3 separate regions of the Homo sapiens genome follow, and regions 1 and 3 are each linked to region 2. Evidence: chromatin contacts called from ENCODE Hi-C or POLR2A ChIA-PET data. All regions are on one chromosome and are shown on one strand. Each heading gives the region's core, a stretch centred on a gene start or an enhancer-like site at or near the end of the contact. The rest is flanking DNA. Distances are from core to core; before and after follow the strand shown. Region 1 overlaps AKAP13 (A-kinase anchoring protein 13). Region 2 overlaps AKAP13 (A-kinase anchoring protein 13). Region 3 has its middle 22 kb from the start of MIR7706.

Evidence for each region. Hi-C counts contacts between places; a loop is a spot of excess contacts on that map. ChIA-PET counts read pairs that join two places held with the same protein, here RNA polymerase II (POLR2A). Pooled maps may share reads with other maps.
Region 1: a pooled map shows a loop between it and region 2 (5-fold over the local background). The contact joins two enhancer-like sites. A Hi-C loop is called at or near these places in 3 of 37 single-sample maps with no recorded cell type and 6 of 50 pooled maps. POLR2A ChIA-PET finds 5 or more read pairs at or near these places in 1 of 52 experiments (activated T-cell).
Region 3: a map of aorta shows a loop between it and region 2 (2.7-fold over the local background). The contact joins two enhancer-like sites. A Hi-C loop is called at or near these places in 1 of 168 maps with a recorded cell type or tissue (aorta) and 6 of 50 pooled maps. POLR2A ChIA-PET finds 5 or more read pairs at or near these places in 1 of 52 experiments (BJ).

The regions. Positions count from the first base shown.
Region 1 is chr15:85,441,819-85,444,518 of GRCh38, forward strand. All of the region lies in intron 1 of AKAP13 (A-kinase anchoring protein 13), which reads left to right. Among named protein-coding and RNA genes, the nearest start is that of AKAP13, 63 kb to the left of the region's middle. Within about 2 kb of position 1,358, at least 8 of the 41 ENCODE cell types and tissues checked have a DNase peak (open chromatin) inside an H3K27ac peak, as active enhancers do.
Region 2 is chr15:85,580,950-85,583,649 of GRCh38, forward strand. It overlaps AKAP13 (A-kinase anchoring protein 13), which reads left to right. Exons shown (of 37, transcript NM_007200.5): 7 at 1-1,158. Among named protein-coding and RNA genes, the nearest start is that of LINC02883, 180 kb to the right of the region's middle. RefSeq lists a silencer at 429-723. Within about 2 kb of position 1,307, at least 33 of the 41 ENCODE cell types and tissues checked have a DNase peak (open chromatin) inside an H3K27ac peak, as active enhancers do.
Region 3 is chr15:85,356,869-85,359,568 of GRCh38, forward strand. No RefSeq gene overlaps it. Among named protein-coding and RNA genes, the nearest start is that of MIR7706, 22 kb to the right of the region's middle. Within about 2 kb of position 1,288, at least 12 of the 41 ENCODE cell types and tissues checked have a DNase peak (open chromatin) inside an H3K27ac peak, as active enhancers do.

The DNA.
Region 1 (2,700 bases), core at 108-2,607, 140 kb before region 2:
TGTGAACACACGCCTTCATTTTCTGACTGAATTGGGAGAAGAGGGAGGAAAGGAGTTTGTCTTGGGTCTTGGCCTTATTGTAGGGAGCTTTTCTATCATAGTTCACTTTGCTTTATTCTGCCCTTTAAGAAGATATTCACAGTCTTTGGGAACAACGAATAGAGTTCTGGTCAATTTGGCTTTAGTTAAGAAGGTGACTCTGTTATCCTCTCCCTAGGGATGATTATGAAATCTTATTTTGCACAGTTAGGGCTGGGTAAGCCTAGGATAGTACAAGCTATTGGACAGAACATTTGTTAAAAATATTTTTAGGCTGGGCGCGGTGGCTCATGCCTGTAATCCCAGCGCTTTGGGAGGCTGAGGTGGGCGGATCACGAGGTCAGGAGTTCGAGACCAGCCTGGCCAGCATGGTGAAACCCCGTCTCTACTAAAAATACAAAAATTAGCTGGGCATGGTGGCAGGTGCCTGTAATCCCAGCTACTCAGGAGGCTGAGGCAGGAGAATTGCTTGAACCCAGGAGGCGGAGGTTGCAGTGAGCCGAGATCGTGCCACTGCACTCCAGCCTGGGTGATAGAGCAAGATTCTGTCTCAAAAAAAAAAAAAAATATATATATATATAATATAAAATATACATATATAATATACATAATATATATTATATAATATATATAATATATATTATATTATATATAATATATATTATATTATATATAATATATATTATATATATATTTATTTCTAGCATGAGAATGATGAAACTCTTCTTAAAACATTTTATTTTCTTTTTCCAAATAGTTGTTTCTAACTATAAAACTAAAACATGTTTATTACAGAAACGTTTGGAAATTACCACAAGTATGAAGAAAAAACTTTCTTCCCCTATCATTGCCATCCTGATTTTGGCTCAGCAACACTTTTAATTTTGTGCAATTGAAATAGGGACTCTGGACCACTTAGTTTCTTGGAATAATTTTTGGATCTACTGAAGGATTCAGGCCTTTTAAAAAATATTTCTCTTGAGAAGGGAAAAGGATGGGAACTCACATTTGATGAGCATCTATTGTGAGCTAGGCCTTGTATCCCAGAAAGCTCTGTGAAGCATTAAAATTACATTAAAATAGCATGAAAAATTTGTTTCCTCTCTTCATCCTCCCTAACTCCCTGCTTTTTTTAGGCTTGGGTTAAATAATTTGCCCAGTGTCACTCAGCTAGTATGTGGTAGGTTTGAAAAGTTGGGGAAAACTTAAGTATCATTCAGTTAAAATTGTTAACCTGTGTCTTATTTCATGGTTTAAGAAAGATAGTTCTCCCCCCACCCCCCAACACAGTTTTCTGGCTTCTGTGGTCTTCCTTTTATTTTCTATCAGATTTAGAAGTCCCAAGATCCCCTTATGTCCTACTCAAATTAAGACTTGTTTCTCTTCTCCTTTCTGTATTGTGCTTTCAACTCTGAGGCCCTGTTTTAGCTTTGGTGTTTATTAGCTGAATAAAAAGATAAAGTGAGAGAGCTTAGAGTTTTAATAGGGAACATTTCTTGAATTGGATTGATTTCATCATCAATTTTACTTTCTTAAGTATTAACTAATTACTAGCTGTGGATTCCCAGGCAAGTCCACTCACTTTCTTCATCTGTAAAATGAACTACCTACTCAGCAAGGATCCTTCTGTGGTGTATCAGCATTCCTTATTATTATTATTTGTTTTTGTTAGTAGAACCATGAAATAAATTTCTGGCGATATGGGCACAGAGTATTTGCAGTTGTAACACAATGGTAAGTATCTATATCTAAACATAGAAAAGGTACAGTATAAATACAGCATTATAATCTTATGTGACCGACTGCTGTCTTATATGCGGTTCGTGGTTGACTGGAAAGTCATTTTGTGGTACATGACTGTATTTGCATTTGTGTCAGTGGGTAAAAAGCACTGGTTTCATGTAAAAAAAAAAAAGTGTGTGTGTGTGTGTGTGTGTGTAGGGTATTTGTGATTCTGGAGCCTGATTTTTCCTTCTTCATTTAGGAGGTATTTATGACTGTCAAGGCTACTTGACTGCCAGAACTTGCCATTGATGTGCTCACTTCATCAAATGGCATAGCTTATTCTAATCTGTTGTTTATTTTGTTGCCATAGTAACCTTTTTGAAAACAGAAAGGTGGTTGATATGTTTGTACAGGAATTCAGGGCCTTTCCCCTGATTGACATCTGCTGGCAGGAATTTTTATCCTAGTGATTCGGGCTAAGGCTTGGGGCTATAATGAGTACAAAGGGAGGTGGGATATTTGGACAGTTTGAAGCAGACTTCTTTATATTAATCCACTCTATTAATTGCTAAATTATTTTATTTAGTGATTTAGGGCTTTCCACTCGAGCCAGCTACTTGTTATATGAATTATATTTATTCCTGACAGGTGTTATGCTTGGGTTCAACATTTAGAACTCAGGCTAGAGTGGAGCACGTTGCTGCTACCTCAGGCTTATTCAGACAGACAAAATAGAAAACAATGAAAGGTGGCCCCTTCCAGATTTCACCTTAGTACATTTGGACTAGTGAACTAGGATGAGCAATAAAAGGTAGTTGAGGAGGTGTGGAAATGAAATCCTAAAGGCAATAAAAAGTAAAATGTTTTCACATCTCTTATTCTAGTGCCAGTGAACCTTTGACTTGGTTGCAGAACGAATCTACATGGGAGCAAGCA
Region 2 (2,700 bases), core at 57-2,556:
AACAATTTCATGAAAAATCAATCTCAGCTGACTGTGCCAAGGACAAAGCACTTCAGCTAAGTAATTCACCGGGTGCATCCTCTGCCTTTCTTAAGGCAGAAACTGAACATAACAAGGAAGTGGCCCCACAAGTCTCACTGCTGACTCAAGGTGGGGCTGCCCAGAGCCTGGTGCCACCAGGAGCAAGTCTGGCCACAGAGTCAAGGCAGGAAGCCTTGGGGGCAGAGCACAACAGCTCCGCTCTGTTGCCATGTCTGTTGCCAGATGGGTCTGATGGGTCCGATGCTCTTAACTGCAGTCAGCCTTCTCCTCTGGATGTTGGAGTGAAGAACACTCAATCCCAGGGAAAAACTAGTGCCTGTGAGGTGAGTGGAGATGTGACGGTGGATGTTACAGGGGTTAATGCTCTACAAGGTATGGCTGAGCCCAGAAGAGAGAATATATCACACAACACCCAAGACATCCTGATTCCAAACGTCTTGTTGAGCCAAGAGAAGAATGCCGTTCTAGGTTTGCCAGTGGCTCTACAGGACAAAGCTGTGACTGACCCACAGGGAGTTGGAACCCCAGAGATGATACCTCTTGATTGGGAGAAAGGGAAGCTGGAGGGAGCAGACCACAGCTGTACCATGGGTGACGCTGAGGAAGCCCAAATAGACGATGAAGCACATCCTGTCCTACTGCAGCCTGTTGCCAAGGAGCTCCCCACAGACATGGAGCTCTCAGCCCATGATGATGGGGCCCCAGCTGGTGTGAGGGAAGTCATGCGAGCCCCGCCTTCAGGCAGGGAAAGGAGCACTCCCTCTCTACCTTGCATGGTCTCTGCCCAGGACGCACCTCTGCCTAAGGGGGCAGACTTGATAGAGGAGGCTGCCAGCCGTATAGTGGATGCTGTCATCGAACAAGTCAAGGCCGCTGGAGCACTGCTTACTGAGGGGGAGGCCTGTCACATGTCACTGTCCAGCCCTGAGTTGGGTCCTCTCACTAAAGGACTAGAGAGTGCTTTTACAGAAAAAGTGAGTACTTTCCCACCTGGGGAGAGCCTACCAATGGGCAGTACTCCTGAGGAAGCCACGGGGAGCCTTGCAGGATGTTTTGCTGGAAGGGAGGAGCCAGAGAAGATCATTTTACCTGTCCAGGGGCCTGAGCCAGCAGCAGGTAAGCAAAACATAATACAAAATTAACAGTCTGAGAAGCAGATTCCCTTAAGAGTCACTGTGGTGTCCTGGTAAAAATATAGGCATCTTTGTTGTTTTGAGGCCTTGCACTCATTGGGTAGGTAGCCAAGTTAATAGTCACCACCATCAGGAGGGGCACGTCATCTCAGGGTTGGACAGATTTTGCTTCCTGTATTGTAGACTTACTGCTTGGTTGCTTAAGCTTATAAACACTCCTGTCTCATTCTGGAGTGGTTGCAACTTTGCAAACCTAGAAAACAATGCCTAGATCACAGGTACTCTAAAGTGGTGAAAGAATTTAGCAGATGTTTTTATTCACATGGCTTAATCCTTTTCTCTAGTACCATAGAAAACAGTGCCAAAAAGCTGTGTTTTATCTACAAGCCTGAAACTCCCTTCCTCCCCTATCATCCTAGTCTGTATTCTGAGCAAATTTAGAGTCAGAGTGGTTTCATGAACAGCTGTAAGTATTGTTCTGAGCTGACTTCCCAACATCCAAAATGGTGGTATTAGGTCATTGGTGGTTTTTTGTTTGTTTGTTTTTGTTTTTTTTGGGCTAGGGGTGTTGTTGACGGGGAACTCCTTCCTTTTCCTGCTTGGGGAGTGGACCTCTAGTTCCATTGCCTGTTGCTTTTGGGCAGCAGTCTGAGAATTCAAGACCCTGCACAGTGCAGGGGATAGGATGCAGGATTTCCGCCCAAGCCCAGTCTGCTGAGCTGCTGTCACAGGGCAGACCTTGTGTCTGCTTTATCTTGGTGAAGCAGCTGCACTGAGCAGATTGCTCACACAGCAGCCTGTTCCATCTGTGGGTAACCATGTTCCGAGGCAGCAAAGAGAAACCGCTATTGCTCCGTGGAAATAAACTATCTGAATAAAACTTCTTAACGGGGGTTGAGGCTGAAGCTGAAACGGGAGTCGGACACGATCTTGGCTCCTGAAGTCTTTAAAGGTCAGTTTGATGCACACTTCTATACCACCACCTGTTACCAGCTGTAGACAGAAGACCTATCTCCATGCTTGCCCCTAGGCTTTTGTAGGTAAGAAGCAGCCTGTTTTGTCTTTATTGTTTATTTTTGCTGTTCTTTTCAATTTTTGAAAATCCCTTTACACATATGTATTAAGAATGTGGGGGAGGGTTATGGAGAGAAATGAATCAATGGAGCAAAAGAAGTTGCTTTGGAAGAAGCGCAATTTAAATACAGTGGTTATTTTCCCTGGTAAAGGGCTTTTAGCCGTTTATAATCTTTTTCCTCCCCAGTTGAGGGATTTAAGGAATCCGAGGTAGAATTTTTGATGACTTTAGCTTTTTAGTTTTATTAATGTTTTGGATTGTTAGTGATAGATACTTGCTGGCTGTTGTCTCAGGATTTAAATGAGGTCTCTAATTTTTAAAAAAAGCCACAACAACAAGTCTATTTTGGGGGCCCTGGCAGGTTGGCATTTCAGAAGAATGGGAGTGGCTGTAAGCTGATGCCTGGTGATGTTCTTTTCATTTCGGTGCTGCGTCCTTGGCCACATGGGC
Region 3 (2,700 bases), core at 38-2,537, 220 kb before region 2:
TGTAAATATTATTGCTGTTTTACAGATTGGGAAACAGAGGTTCAAAGAGGTTTAAATAACTTGCCCATGATCATACCATTATTCAGATATTGGCCGGGCGCGGTGGCTCACGGCTGTAATCCCAGCATATTGGGAGGCCCAGGCAGGCAGATCATGAGGTCAGGAGATCGAGACCATCCTGGCTAACGCGGTGAAACCCCGTCTCTGCTAAAAAAATACAAAAAATTAGCTGGGCATGGTGGCGAGAGCCTGTAGTCCCAGCTACTCGGGAGGCTGAGGCAGGAGAATGGCTTGAACCCAGGAGGTGGAGCTTGCAGTGAGCTGAGATTGCACCACTGCGCTCCTGGGCGACAGTGGGAGACTCCGTCTCAAAAATAAATAAATAAATAAAAATAAAAATAAAAATAAAAATAGCTATAACAATGATATTTTCAAGTTATTAATGCTTTTTAATGTACCAGACAATTTATACAGAATATTTCTAACCATCATGACAACCCTAAAAGTAAATATTATTGCTGTTTTACAGATTGGGAAACAGAGTTTCAAAGAGGTTTAAATAACTTGCCTATGATCATACAATTATTCAGATATGCTAACCCCAAAATCTATCCTCTCTCTTTTTCTTTTTTTGAGACAGAGTCTCGCTCTGTCACCCAGGCTGGAGAGCATGATCTCTGCTCACTGTAACCTCGACCTCCTGGGTTCAAGTGATTCTCCTGCCTCTGCCTCCTGAGTAGCTGGGATTACAGGCAGGCAGCACCACGCCTGGCTAATTTTTGTATTTTTAGTAGAGATGGGGTTTCACCATGTTGGCCAGGCTGGCCTCGAACTCCTGACCTCAGGTGATCCGCCCACTTTGGCCTCCCAAAGTGCTAGGATTACAAGCATTAGCCACTGTGCCCGGCTGTACTTTTTCTACTGCACTTGGCTTCTTCTCATGTGAGCAAGATTCAGGACAAGTCTTTCCAAGGGCTTGGAGAAAATATAGAAGGTGGAAGAGAATAGGTTTCAGCTTGGGTCAGTGGGATATTTCTTTTTTTTTTACTTCCTTTTTCTCTACTTCCTATCATCCCTTCTTTTCTTCCTTTTTTCAGTTAATAAAAAATGACACAATTAATAACAAAGCTAGCAGAAGCCCTAGACTTGGCTCCTTGCCATATTTAAAAACCAAGTTCCACCCATATACAATTATGACTGCTGACAATAAAGTCCCAACCCAGAATGAATCAGCACAGAGAAAAATCAAAAGAGGGCAGGGCTGGGGCTTGGTACTCAGAGTTAGCCCCAAAGTTATGAGTCAGAGACTTCTCAGAATAACCTCCCTGCCAAATTAATCCCAGGCCAGGGCTTGCCAAGGTGCAGCTGGTTTCACAAATTCCAGTGGACTAAAGTGGACTTCCCTGGGGGAAAAGGGCAGTGCTAATGTGCCAGAGAGAGACAGACTGGATAGGTGAGTGGTATTATGGTCATTGACCAAACTACCAAACTTCATTCTACTCTAGCAGAAACAATCCTAAGGCCACATAGATGGAAATGCACCTGTTCAATTCTGCTCATCACTGTATTCAAGAACTCAGGAAAGATGTGTATAATGCATCCAAAATGAAGGGACATATTTATTTATATTGTTAAATAATATCTGCAACATGAACTAGCCAAAAATAAAATATCGATGCAATTAGTGCATGCTGTACTAAAAACAATGATATCGGTTTGTAGAGGCTTAAACCAAATAGAAAAGTCTTGTCAAAAGTGTCTCCTTGGTCCAGGTTTGCTCCATCTTCTCTAGGTCAACCTCTTTCTCTGAATCTGAACTTCATGAGTAAATACTGTAGTCGGGGAGGGTCAGGATCACCTTGTACTGCAAACCCAGACAGACCTAGGCTCCTGTAGGTCTCAATAATCTGCATTTATTTCTTTCAAAAGACAAACCAGAAATGTTCCCCTCACCCAGATCCTCCTAGAGAAAGAAAAAGAAGTTGTGCATTCATGCTATATGAAAAGAGAACAGGAATTTAGAATCATAAAGACCTGGAAAAAGGCCGAGCGTGGTGGCTCACACCTGTAATTCCAGCACTTTGGGAGGCCGAGGCGGGTGGATCACTTGAGGTCAGAAGTTCAAGACTAGCTAGGCCAACATGGTGAAACCCTGTCTGTACTAAAAATACAAAAAAATTAGCTGGGCCTGGTGGTGGGTGCCTGTAATCCCAGCTACTTGAGAGACTGAGGCAGAAAAGTTGCTTGAACCCAGGAGGCAAAAGTTGCGGTGAGCTGAGATCACACCACTGCACTCCAGCCTGGGAGACAGAGCAAGACTTTGTCTCAAAAAAAAAAAAAAAGACCTGGAAATGAACTGAGCATGATGGCTCATACCTGTAATCTCAGCATTTTGGGAAGCCAAGGCAGGAGGATCACTTGAAGCCAGGAGTTCAAGACTAGCATGGAAAGTATAGTTGAGACCCCAACTCTACAAAAAAAAAAAAAAAAAAAATAGAATAAAATTAGCTAGGCATGATTGCATTCCTGTGGTCCCAACTATTGGGGAGACTGAGGTGGGAGGATTGCTTGAGCCCAGGAGATCAAGGCTGCAGTGAGCCATGATTGCACTATTGCATTCCAGCCTGGGGGCAGAGTGAGACTGTCTTGAAAAAAAAAAAAATCTGGAAATGAGTTCCCCAACTCTAAGACTTCCCTGCT